2 separate regions of the Mus musculus genome follow, and region 2 is linked to region 1. The links are chromatin contacts, found by Hi-C or POLR2A ChIA-PET in ENCODE. All regions are on one chromosome and are shown on one strand. Each heading gives the region's core, a stretch centred on a gene start or an enhancer-like site at or near the end of the contact. The rest is flanking DNA. Distances are from core to core; before and after follow the strand shown. Region 1 overlaps Pik3c2b (phosphatidylinositol-4-phosphate 3-kinase catalytic subunit type 2 beta). Region 2 holds the start of Ppp1r15b (protein phosphatase 1, regulatory subunit 15B).

What was found. Hi-C counts contacts between places; a loop is a spot of excess contacts on that map. ChIA-PET counts read pairs that join two places held with the same protein, here RNA polymerase II (POLR2A).
Region 2: a map of v-Abl transformed pro-B cells shows a loop between it and region 1 (2.1-fold over the local background). The contact joins the promoter of Ppp1r15b here to the enhancer-like site in region 1. A Hi-C loop is called at or near these places in 1 of 37 maps with a recorded cell type or tissue (v-Abl transformed pro-B cells). POLR2A ChIA-PET finds 5 or more read pairs at or near these places in 2 of 5 experiments (both embryonic stem cell).

What each region holds. Positions count from the first base shown.
Region 1 is chr1:133,082,605-133,088,944 of GRCm38, forward strand. It overlaps Pik3c2b (phosphatidylinositol-4-phosphate 3-kinase catalytic subunit type 2 beta), which reads left to right. Exons shown (of 33, transcript NM_001099276.2): 13 at 2,214-2,381; 14 at 2,897-3,008; 15 at 4,333-4,475; 16 at 5,584-5,772. Among named protein-coding and RNA genes, the nearest start is that of Gm51647, 7.9 kb to the right of the region's middle. Within about 2 kb of position 2,949, at least 2 of the 3 ENCODE cell types and tissues checked have a DNase peak (open chromatin) inside an H3K27ac peak, as active enhancers do.
Region 2 is chr1:133,126,713-133,133,013 of GRCm38, forward strand. Ppp1r15b (protein phosphatase 1, regulatory subunit 15B) reads left to right here and starts at 4,454. Exons shown (of 2, transcript NM_133819.3): 1 at 4,454-6,301. The coding sequence starts at 5,035.

The sequences.
Region 1 (6,340 bases), core at 1,699-4,198:
AGGGTCAAGATCTCTACCTTGTTACGCAGGACCAGGCCCTGTGGGAGGTGGTTTCTCTATGTAGCCTTGGCTGTCCTGGAACTCACTCTGTAGACTAAGCTGGCCGTGAACTCACAGAGATCCACCTGCCTCTGCCTCCCATGTGCTGAGATTAAAGGCCTGCACCGCCACACAAGCCTCTTAGTCCTTCTTAATGAAGGCCAAGGCATGTGGGAAAAGGCATGACATGCTGAAGGTCTGGACTCAACTTTGAGCCAGCCATCCTCAGTAGATGACAGACAGCCTGCAATGGAGGCAGTTCTAGGAGTGCTCTCCAAGATTTGGCAGAGTTGTTAGGACACTAAGAAAACAACTTGCTCAGTGGTAGAGAGTTTGCCTAGATTCATGAGTGGCGCAAAGATGAAACAAACCAATAAATAGGAAAGTACTTTGGATAGCTGAGCATGGGGTGCCACACCTGTACTCCAGCACTTAAAACACTAAAGCCAGAGGATTGTTACGAGTTCAAGACCAGCCTAAGTGAAATAATGAGATAAGACAAGAGAGACAGAGAGAGGGAGCGATAGACTGAGAAAGGGAAAGAGACCAAACCTGGTCCACCATCTACTGCTTGGTAAGCAAATGCACTCTCCTTTTCTGTCCTCATCATCTAAGCTCTGACCGTCTCAGTTCCTGTTTCTCTGTTCCAGGTGGCTGGCAGTGACTAATGCCCAGGGGGATATTTGTGTGAAAATGCTATCTATGTCACATCAGCCAGGTCCAGAGTAATAACTAATATCACACAGCAGAAAGAACCCAAACTATATAGGCTGCTCTTCTCCTGGTGAGCGTGCCAAGGGCGGAGCTGTCAGTTCAGATGCTCAAGATTGTGAGTGGCCAAGCAGGAGCCCCACCCAGCACCTCACAACCCCAGTAGCCCCAGTGCTATAGTGTTGGAGAAGGGCTCACCGAGAGGAGAATTTCTTAGGCCAGAAGACTCAGCTCTTCAGGAGAAGTAGTGGTTCCTTTGACCAAGCCGAGGCATAGGGTTAGAAAGGTCATATTGGAATCCCAGATACACTGGGACCTGAGGAAGGGGAGGCCTTGCCTGCTTCTCTGTATTATGGTTTCAGTAAGGCAGTTTGCCCCTTCCTTCTTTCTTTCCTTCCTTCCTTCCTTCCTTCCTTCCTTCCTTCCTTCCTTCCTTCCTTCCTTCTCTCCTTCCCACGGCAAGGTCTCATACTCATGCAGACTTAAATTGACCTTGAAATCCCAGCCGTCCTCCTGCCTCAGCCTCCCAAGAGCTGGGATTACGGCCATACCACGGGTCAGCTCTTCCTCTTGTTGGATGACCAGACCAACTTCCTCTCCCTGGCTGTGGGGTCAGCTGCTTCTCCCTCCCACTGTAGTTGGATGGACATGGGATCAGCTTGCTCTCAAAATAGGCCCAGCAGCCATGCTCTGTCACCTCCGGCCAGACCCAGCCTGGCATATCCCCTGGCTGCTGAAGGGGCCCTAATTATAGCTGTGGGGCCCCCAGGGTAGAAGCAGCTGGGGCAGAGCCGGATTGTGCCAGTCTGCGGCTGCTGAGTGCCTTCTTTGAGTGGAGACTTTCCCCAGGAGTGAGGGGCAGTGAAGAGGGAGGCTGCCTTATCTGTGACCTCTGACCTTGGGGGTGGCGGCCCTGCCTCTGTGCCCTTTGGGTGTAGCAGCAGTCGGGCCTAGGGCCAGCCAGGAGGGTGTGGCAGTGTGGACTTTGGCCCAGGGACAGCTTCCCGGAAAGGTAACAGGGTGGGCCCTGGCTCTCTTTTCCCCAGCCCCTCAGCTCTCTCCACCTCCCCACACCCAAATCTCCTTACCCTGAACTCAGAGGGTGTGGCTGGGTGTGGCCCCGTCAGGGCGGACCGTGAAGAACATCTGGCCTTGAGCGCTGCTTATGCTGCTTATGCGTGTCTTGGCCTGGCCTGTTTCCTTTCTCACTCTTCTCTGAAAAGCCCCTTCTCTTTTTTCCCATGACTCTGTTTTGGGGGGTCCCTGGGGCTAGGAAAGGTGGGACAGAGAACCTGGTGCTTCTTCCTAGAGAGGCTCTTGAGACTTGTCCTGGTCCCTTGGGAGGCATGCCTTGGGACATATGTGACACCCGAGTGGAAGGCTGCTTCTCTGCTTGTACTTTACACCCCCCGCCCCCAGCCCCCCCCCCCAAGGCTGTTGACTTTGATCCCCTTGTTTCCTAGGATCTGCTTTCCAGTGCAGGTGAACAGGCTACCTCGGGAGACTCTGCTGTGTGCCACACTCTATGCCCTGCCCGTTCCCCCTCCTGGGGGTTCCTCTGAAGCGAATAAGCAGAAGCGGGTGCCTGAAGCTCTGGGTTGGGTCACTACCCCTCTCTTCAACTTCAGGCAGTACGTGTGAGCGCCAGGGGAACAGCTTCTAGCCTTGGAAGGGAGCAAGGGGGATGGAGATAAAGCCTGGTAGTTATACTCGGTACTCCCTGAGAAGGGTTGGCCACATGGCGCTCACTGTGAAGCCCAGAGGTCCCCATCCCTGTAGAGAAGTCAATGCACAGAGCTGGTGACCCGGACTATTGATGTAACCTGGCAGGTGGGGGAGGGGCGTGGGAAAACACTATCCCTGTAACAAGTCACGGGGTCCTGTATCAGAAGGACTTCAGAGGTCATCTACCCAGGCACGGAGACACCCCTGCCAAAGGGTCACCTGAGTGGCAAGCTCAGAGAGGCTTTCTGCCATGGGAGCCCTCCTAGAGCTTGAAGTAAGACCTGTGGCCTCTGGGGATAATCCAAGGGACAGGAGTGGGGGAGAAGCTTCAACTAGAAAAGGTTTGGGGACAAGAGAGCAGGAGAGAAACCCCCAGCGTAGGCACCGCTTGTTGGCTCATCTTACCCTCCTTCTGCCTTAGAGTCTTGACCTGTGGTCGAAAGCTCCTGGGCTTGTGGCCAGCGACACAGGAAAACTCCGGTGCCCGCTGGAGTGCGCCTAATTTCCACCAGCCAGACAGTGTTATCCTGCAGGTGAGACCCAGCTAGGAACTCTGGGCATGGGATGAGATGTGGCCAAGCATCTCAGTAAATGGGAGAGCATGAGTCGAAGACATCCCCCTCCCTCAATTTCACAGCATCCTCTAAAGTTAGGTCTGAGGCCTTCTCCACCCATGGCTCCCCTTGCTTTGAGACCTCATGTTTCTAGGTCAGATCCAGCTGGGCGCTCCCTTCTCTTAGGGCTCAAGGGAAAGTGTTCCCACTAGTCACTCAAGGGACATGTTCTCTTTGGAGGGAGGGTGGGAGAGAAGCTGCCTCAATCCTGGTTGTGATTCCCATTTCTCGAGCCCATGAGATGCTGTGGTGTGGAATAGGGGGTGGCAAAACCAACAGACAGTGAAGAAGAAAGATCCAGAATACAACTCCATTAGCAGATGGTTTTACCTTTGGCTCTGCCCGGTACGGGTCAGGTGCTGAGTGAGAGAGCAGAGCCCCTTAGAGAACCGAACCGGATTGTTCAGCTCTGATGCCCACTTTAGGAGGATGTATGTTTTGGTGGCTCAGAGCAGATGATCACAGGCCCTAGAGTTAATAGAGCCTTCACTCACTGTGTGCTACCAGATCCAGACAGGCTAGGATGCCTCTGGGACCACACAAGGAGGTCCCCAGCTTCAGCCTGGGTACTCTCAGTGGCTTGCCCTGTCAATGCCGTTCAGGGTTTTGAAGTGGGGCCTATCCTGTCTTCCTTAAGCATCTCAACTCAGCCTTTCCCTACCTTCCCCATTGTTCATTTTTGATTCGTTTTGGGGTTTTTTTGTTTTGTTTTGGTTTCTTTGTTTGTTTGTTTGTTTGTTTGTTTGTTTGTTTTTTGAGACAGGGTTTCTCTGTGTAACAGTCCTGGCTGTCTTGGAACTTGCTTTGTAGTCCAGACTAGCCTTAAACTCTCAGAGAGTTAACCCAGCCCATGTTTCCTTTTTTTTTTTTTTTTTTTTGAGGGGAAGATTTGGATGAAACAGGGCCTCTCTATCTATGATTGCTGACTGGCCTGGAACTTACTGTGTAGATTGGGCTGACCTCAAATTTGCAGCGATGCTCCTGCCTCAGTCTTTCCGAGTACTAGGATTATTGGCGTGACCCACCACACTAGGCTTCTTATGGTTGCCTTTCAATTTTTGCTGAAAGTTACAGCTGGGATTTTGGGGATCACCACAGACATCAGGGTTATTTTACTTCAGGGAAGGGGAGGCTAGAGGCAGGAGCAGAAGCCTGTGAGAGAACAGCCGGGACCCAGGAAGTACCTTCACTCACACTGCCTCCTTCCTCCTTGCTGCGTCTGCGTCTCTGATCCTATCCCAAGATTGACTTCCCCAGCTCGGCCTTTGACATCAAGTTCACCAGCCCCCCTGGAGACAAGTTCAGCCCCCGCTATGAGTTTGGCAGTCTCCGGGAGGAGGACCAGCGCAAACTTAAAGACATTACGCAGAAGGAGTCCCTATACTGGTGAGGCCCAGGACACCTCCCTATATATCGCAGGCTTCCCGCTGTCTGTCTGTGTCTGCCTGACCTCTTACCTCCCAGCATCTAGGCTGTACCATTTGTGCTTGAGGACTGGAAGTGGTCATTCAAAGAGTCATTGCGACCACTTGACAATGGTGGCAGCCTCCAGACTTTCTTTAGTTGACACTAGGGAAAGTGCATAGAGCAGGTTAGGAGATAGGATCCCAGAAAGTCCGGTGCCGCACTAGTGACTGACCTGCCACCACCCCAGATACACCCCCTGGTTCTGGTGGGGCAGCTGGCTTCCCTGCTCTCACTTCCTCCTGCCCCTTCCTCCACACCAAAGGCCTTTTGCATTTTTCTGGCCTTGTCACATTCCAAAAAGGATCAGGTGTCTTGACAAGCTGGCAGCTCTCAGGAGTTAAGGAGTCCAGGCTGATCTCATCCTTGGAGCTGCTGTGTCTACCAGGACTGGAGAGGGAGGGGTGAGTAAGGAGAGTCAGGGCTCTTGATCTTCCTAGCCACCTCTCTGGGCCCAGCAGAGCCCTGTTCATATGCTGGGTCAGGGAACAAGCGAGGCAGACCTCCCTGCCCCCCAGCCCACTCCTCACCCCTCATTTCATTAGCCCTCAGCTCCAGTCTTCCATTAGACACCTGATCTCAGGCGAGTCCCAATTAGCTACAGACCCTGTAAAGCGAAGAGAGATCCCAAGAGGCCTCACAGTTGACCAAACCCTGACAGGTGTTGCCTACTGCCCTCTAGTGGCTCTACTTGGAAGTAGTACCATCGGGCCATCCCCTGGTCTGGTATTGTTGACCTCAGTCTGAGAAATGTCCCTGAGATTGGGTCAGAGGTGAGATGTGGATCCTGTTCTCCAAACCTGCAATCATCTGTGATCATTAAAAAAAAAAAAAACCCAAATGTTTAGTTTCTGTAGACATTCTGACTCAACTGGCATTGGTGTGGGAGCTAGTCGCCAGAAGTTACCAACCCCTTCTGTAATAATGTGTGGTGACGTTGGGAAGCCACTGAATGGTAGCGTGTGGGTCAGTTCCCTCGGAACAGCAGTTCTGTGTGCCCTGGCTCACTCTGCCGCTCGCTCTCACGTAGGCTCACGGATGCTGACAAGAAGCAGCTGTGGGAGAAACGCTATTACTGCCACACTGAGGTGAGCTCACTCCCCCTGGTTCTCGCCAGTGCACCCAGCTGGGAGTGGGCTTGCCTGCCGGACATCTATGCTCTCCTGCAACAGTGGACTCACATGAACCACCAAGATGCCCTGGGACTCCTGCATGCCACGTGAGTTGTAGCTCTTCCTTGTCCCGGCTCCAGCACTGCCATTACTTGACAGGTCAGCTCAGGGAAAGCAGAGTCGCAGATGTGCCAGCACTCGGCTTTCCTACTCTCCCATTTTCCTTTGTCTCATTTTCCCCTAATCTCATAACACCATCCGTATCCCCAGGTGCACGTCACATAGAGTTTACCACTAGATTTCCATCTGCACACGTCACAAGGTGCGCAAGTGCTGGCCTATCCACCTGCCACACAGAGTTCAACTGTTGTACATACTTTGGTAGAAACTTTTTGTTAAACAAATAATTTTGTCTGGGCGGTGGTGGATCAAGCCTTTAATCCCAGCACTTAGGAGGTAGAGGCAGGTGGATCTCTGTGAGTTTGAAGTCAGCCTGGTCTACAGAGCAAGTTTCAGGACAGTCAGGGCTACACGGAGAAGTCCTATCTTGAAATAAAACAAGGCTGGAGAGATGGCTCAGCAGTAAAGAGCACCGACTGCTCTCCCAAAGGCTGTGAGTTCAAATCCCAGCAACCACATGGTGGTTCACAACCATCCGTAATGAGATCTGACTCC
Region 2 (6,301 bases), core at 3,204-5,703, 46 kb after region 1:
GGTACCAGGCAATGGGTCACAATAGAATAAATTAAAGGAATGCCTGTGGTCCCCCTCCCCTTCTCTGAGAGGTTAAGTGGGTGAACAGCATCTGTCATGGGGGCACACTTTTGTAATCGCAGCACTTGGAGGCTGAAGCAGGGAGATGGATGAGTCCAAAGTGCCTGGGCTACTTTGTGAGACTCAGTCTTAAAAAATTAAAAAACTGGGCTAGAGAGATGGCTCAGCAGTTAAGAGCACTTTACTGCTCTTCCAAAGGACCTGAGTTCATATCCCAGCAACCACATGATGGCTCGAAACCATCTGTATAGCTACAGTGTACTCGTTCACATAAGATAAATAAATAAATCTTTAAAAATAAAAATAAAAACTAAACAACAGGGGATAGCGAGATGGCTTAGAGCTTAAGAGCAATGGCTGCATTTCAAGAAGAAGTTCAATTCTCAGCACCCACATGGCAGCTCACAACTGTCTGTAACTCCAGTTGCAGGGGATTCAAAACACATGCAGGCAAAATACCAATGCACATAAAATAAGTAAGTCACTTTTTAAACAAAAGCTAAATAACAACAAAACACACAGAAGAGCTAAATCAGGGGCAAGTGAGTGGGAAAGTTGGGACATGAGGCCTGAACAGTGAGATGTGCGGAATAAGGAAGATTTGGAAAACGCAATCAAATGCCGTGTGCCTTTTAGCCGAGGCCTGGCAACATCTTAAATACAATGAACTAGGCTTTAGTTGTCTTCTGCCAAAGTGCCAGTCAGTCTGTCAGTCCAAGGACGACTTGTCTTCAGCTGCTAGCACGACGCTAAGGTGCTTATCTCTGTGCATAGAGCTGCCCTCTGACCTCTGACCTCTGGCCGGAAGGCTGATTCACCTTTCTCTTCCCACCAAGACTGCCAGAAAAAAACCTCAAATTTTCGCAGCCTTTAAGTGCTTTCTGGATGCATGTTCCTCCCAGAATAACTTCCAAGATAAGAAGAATAAAAAATTACAATGAAAACAGCACAGGGAATAGATACTTGTGTTTATTTTATTTTATTATTGGTTATTTTATTTATTTACATATTAAATGTTGTCCCCCTTCCGGTTTTCCCTCCGCAAACCCTCGATCTCCTCCTCCCTCCCCCCTGCTTCTAGGAGGGTGCTCTTCTACCTGCTCACCCACTCCTACCTCACCTCCCTGGCATTCCTCTGAACTGGTCGGTGGTTTAGTCCCTGGGAGTTCGGGAGGTATATATATATATATCCTCATTTTATGTTGTCTTTAAAAAGAGGGGTGGGGCTAGGAAAATGGCCTAGAACTTGTTACAAGCCTGATGACCTGAGTTTAGCAGCCAGGACCCGCTTGGTAAACGGAGAGAGCCAAAGTCTCACAGACTTTGTCCCGTGCCCTTCACATGTGCACTATGGTTTGAGTTCACACAGTATATACTTAAAATACCCATGTAAGTATAATCTAAAAGTCACTGATTGAGGCTGGGCTTGGCGGTACACGCCTTTGATCCCAGCACTGTGGAGGCAGAGGCAGGAGAATCCTTGTGAATCTGAGGCCAGCCTGGCCTACAGAGTGAGTTCCATGATAGACAAACAAACAAAGGAGCAAGTCATCTAAGTCATGCGTTATGACCTAGAACCAAGACAGAATTTCTGGAATAGCCCCTAGCCATACTGCAGCCATTTTGTTCTACTGTATTTATGTGAAGGACTTTCCAAGCATTGGTGATTATAAAATATCAATCACCTGCCATCATTTACTTAACTAGGAAAGAAACTTATCTCATCAGATGAAGTGTGCTAATCCTTGCGGTATTTATGTATAAATTTATTCTCTTTAAGCTTCTCTAAAAAAATAAATAAACTCATAAATAGACAATCTTGTGGATCTTACAGTATTAAACATTTAGCCAAGCATATGTAAATTTTGTCACATCCATTTATTAGGTTTTTCTTTTATTTTATAATATGTATTTGTTTTGTTTTGTTTTGTCTGCATGCATGACTGTCCACCATATGTATGCTAGAGGAGGCCAGAAGGCCTTGGATCCCCTGGAACTGGAGTTACAGACAGCTGTGAGTAAATCTGTGGGTGTTGGGAATTGAACCCAGGTTCTCTAAAAGAGCATCCAGTGCTTTTAACTGCTGAGCTGTCTTTCTAGCCCTTCATTTTACTAGTATACAAATTTACTTATGCCTTTAATAAATGGTATAACTATAGGTATATAAAATTGTTTTAAACTAAATTTATGAGTCATTATCAGTAAATGTTTGTCTTGTATACCATTACCTGTGATCACATAAAACTGTCTTGGTGAAAAGAGACTGTGGAGAATTTTTAAGACATTCTGACCTAGGGGTTGAGGAGGTGGGGAAAGAGCTTGGGGTACTAGCATGAGACCTGAGGTCAGAGTCTCAGAACAAGGCAAAAACAAGAGACAAAAAAGGCACTGGAACCATGACTTGAGCGATAATTACCTGCTCAGGATCACAGGAAGAGAACACGATAAAAACATATTACACAAATGGAAGAAATTCTGAACTAACGAAACAAACAATTAAAAAGGAATCGCACAGAGATTCTAATGTGTCATTTAAAAACCAACTTAGGGGAACTTTCTACAGAGAACAGTTCCTCCTCATTGGGAAATTGAAACGTTGGTACAGTTCTTTCATTACTGCCTGGACTGGAGGGTACATTTACAGGAAGGGCTGGTGCAAATTGTTAAACGCCACTAAAAGGCGTGAATCAGCCTTGAAAAGGAGCAACAGATTCTGACCCGTAGGGCCATTGAGGCCTCAAGCAGACCTTGACCTTCAAGTTGAAACTGGGAGTGTAAGTAGGTATACACCACAAGAAAAGGTGAGGTCTTTCCTCTAACGCTCGGAGGAAGGACAAGTCCTGTGCTCCAGAGGAGGAGCCGCAGAAGCGAAGGCTGGAGAGCATTCGGGCAGCGCAGGCTGAACAGAGCCTTTCTTTATTTTGTAGGCAGTGGTAAACAATGGAGGATTGTAAAGAAGAACGAGAGCAGAATATTAGCTAGTGTTTGTGTTCCTACCCTCTCTGCCTGGGGATACAGCCCCTCACCCAGCGGTTAGATGATCCTCTCGGCTTCACCCCAAAAGGAACTGAAGCCCGAAGTAACTTATTTGCATACTCGGACCTCCTGCTACTATGAAAAAAACGACTCATTGCTAATTACGTTTTCCTAAAGCTTTTAGGATTAAGAAACCAGTTACTGCCAGACACAAGTAATAAGATGTTGTGGGGGCGTAAACAGTAAAAACTCTTGGTTTCAGGGAAGAAAGAGCTTGTTCCTTGCTCAACAAGTCATGAGGATCAGCTGACCCTCCCCCAGGGCAGCAAGATTCTCCTCCTTAGTGTAACCACTACGCTCTGTGATAGCCACTTGGTCTTTGCATTGTGGATTAAAATGAGAATAAGAAAGTGAACTAAAGACCAGGCATGGTGGTGCATGCCTTTAATCTCTTTGCTGGAGAGGAAGAGACAGAACTAATAAGTTCAAGGCCAGCCTGGTCTACATCGCCAGTTCCAAACAGTCAGGGCTCTGTAGAGAGACCCGGCCTCAAATAAACAAATAAATAGATAAGTAAGAAAAGAAAAAAATAAAAATAAAAAAGGAAGAAAGAAACCAAACTAGTAAGAGATAAATCAGCCAGTACTTGGTTGGAAGGCCGAGGCAGAAAGATTGTGGTTAGTTTGAGGCCAGCCTGAGCTTCATAGTAAAATCTGTTTCAAACAAACAAAATCCTCCCCTTATTACAGTAATTAAAATTAATCAGCCAATATTTTTCAGAGGACAAAAGTCACCAATGTGTTATCCTTCGCCGGATGCTCTACTCTGTGGCTCTTGTTACTGAGGAAATAAGTGAATTGAACGCGCTGTTTCTGAGTTAGTTAACAGTTATCTTCCCACCTGTGACTTCAGCTTGCTAGTAACACCGCGTTTTTCTTTCTGAGGGGTATTTTGTCAAATGGACCCTGAAAGATGTCCAAATTAGATCACAGGCAATGCTAGAGACTTAGAAATCCTAAAGCAGAGGGGACAGGAATGTGTGAGTGATTCAGTTTCACTATGATTCACTAGGGATGATGTGTGTCTTAGCACCAGGCGAGTTGGTTATACAGCACTGCCTACATCGTTTCACTCCAGTCTTCCTACGCCCTTAATAGGAGAAGACCGATACACGTGTCAGATAAGCGGATAATTTGCCTAGCAATCGGATCCATAAAAAAGGGCTCGGGAGAATTCTCGGGTTCTCTTGAAACCCACTCACCTCCCCAGCCATTCCCTTTGACCTAGAGGGTGGGGCGCGGAGTCTCCTAGGAGACCAGAATGAACTGACTGCGCAAGCGTACATCCTAGGTCCGGCTGATGCAACTCGCCGCGTGCGAGCCCCGCTCTACCCCGAGTAAGGAAGCCGACAGGGACCACAGACGCGGCCAATCAGAGGCCACGCACGAGGGTGAGGCAAGTCCGCCTCTCGGGAGGCAAGGGTGGGGGTTCGGCGAATGACGTGAGGCGCCGCTGGGCGGTAGGGAGTAGACGCCCTCGGTCCTCCGTCTCGCCCTGCAGCTTCCGGGTGTGCGGCTGCGGCCATTTTGAGCTTCGCTTCTTTGCGCCCTCGCCTGCCACCCAGCCACCCTTTCCGCCTTGGCGTTTCGCGCCTCCGTGCGGGCCACCGGAAACGCCGCCGTCGTCTCCGTCGCCGCCGCGCGAGGGAGGGTCTTCTCTATGGTGGAGCGATCTCACACGGCCTAGGACGTCTCCTTCCCTAGCCGGGATGGACCTAACCGCGGTCGCCACCGCTTGCGCGGGCCTCTGGGCCGTCCGGTGCAGCACTCGTTGCGGAAGCCGCCGCTCTCTGGGCCTCCTCTGCCGGCGCGGGAATCGGACTGCAGTACCCACTCCGTGGCTGGGCAAGGCGGAGACTGTGTAGACCTCGGATCCAGCCTGCGCTGACGCCGCTGAGCTCTGTCCTCCTCCTGTCTGAGAAGCCGCCAAGGAAAGGAGATGGAGACAGGAACGCACAGGGCCCGGAAGCGGCCTGGCCCTCGGCTGGGCTCCTGGTTCCGGCTGCCCTTCCTTCGGCGATCGCACGCCTGCTCTTCGGAGTTCCCGCCGCCTTCCTCTCGACAAAATCCCGGGAACTCCGCTCTGCCCGAGCGTCGGACCAGGTACTGGACCAAATTGCTTTCTCAGCTCCTTGCCCTGCTCCCTAGCCTATTCCAGAAGCTGCTGCTTTGGAGCCAGCTTTTCGGGGGCCTGATTCCTACCAGATGGCTAGATTTTGCCGCAAGTTACAGCGCCCTGAGAGCTTTGAGAGGACGGGAGGAATCTGCCGCTCCCACGGTGCAGAAGTCTCTGAGTTCACTGCGGCTGGACTCTTCGGAAGACTTGGTTGTCAGTTCTCTTGATTGGCTAGAGGAGGGACTCCAGTGGCAGTGCTCGTCCTCAGACCTGGAGTTAAAACTCAAGGCCCAGGAAAGAGCTTTAGACTCTGCAGCGCCCACTTTCCTCCTGGAGCAGCAGCTGTGGGGAGTGGAGTTGCTGCCCAGTAGCCTTCAAGCTGGTCTAGTCTCCCACCGAGAACTTGACTCTTCATCCTCTGGGCCTCTGAGCGTTCAGAGCTTAGGTAATTTCAAGGTAGTTTCCTATCTCCTGAACCCTTCCTACCTGGACTACCTTCCCCAGTTAGGGCTGCGCTGTCAGAGCAGCGCTGGAGGTGGCCAGTTTGTGGGTTTCCGAACACTAACCCCAGAGAGCTGCTATCTTTCTGAAGATGGTTGTCACCCTCAGCCGTTGCGGGCAGAGATGTCGGCAACCGCCTGGAGAAGGTGTCCGCCTCTCTCTACAGAAGGCCTGCCGGAAATCCACCACCTTCGTATGAAACGGCTAGAATTCCTCCAGGCTAACAAAGGGCAAGAGTTACCCACCCCTGACCAAGATAATGGCTATCATAGCCTGGAGGAGGAACATAACCTTCTCCGGATGGACCCACAACATTGCACAGATAACCCAGCACAGGCGGTGTCCCCTGCTGCAGACAGGCCGGAGCCCACTGAGAAAAAACCAGAATTGGTGATTCAAGAAGTTTCACAGAGCCCCCAGGGAAGCAGTCTGTTTTGTGAATTACCCGTGGAAAAAGAATGTGAAGAGGACCACACTAATGCAACTGACCTCTCAGATAGAGGAGAGAGCCTTCCTGTTTCTACCAGACCAGTTTGTAGCAACAAACTGATAGATTATATTTTGGGAGGCGCCCCCAGTGACTTGGAAG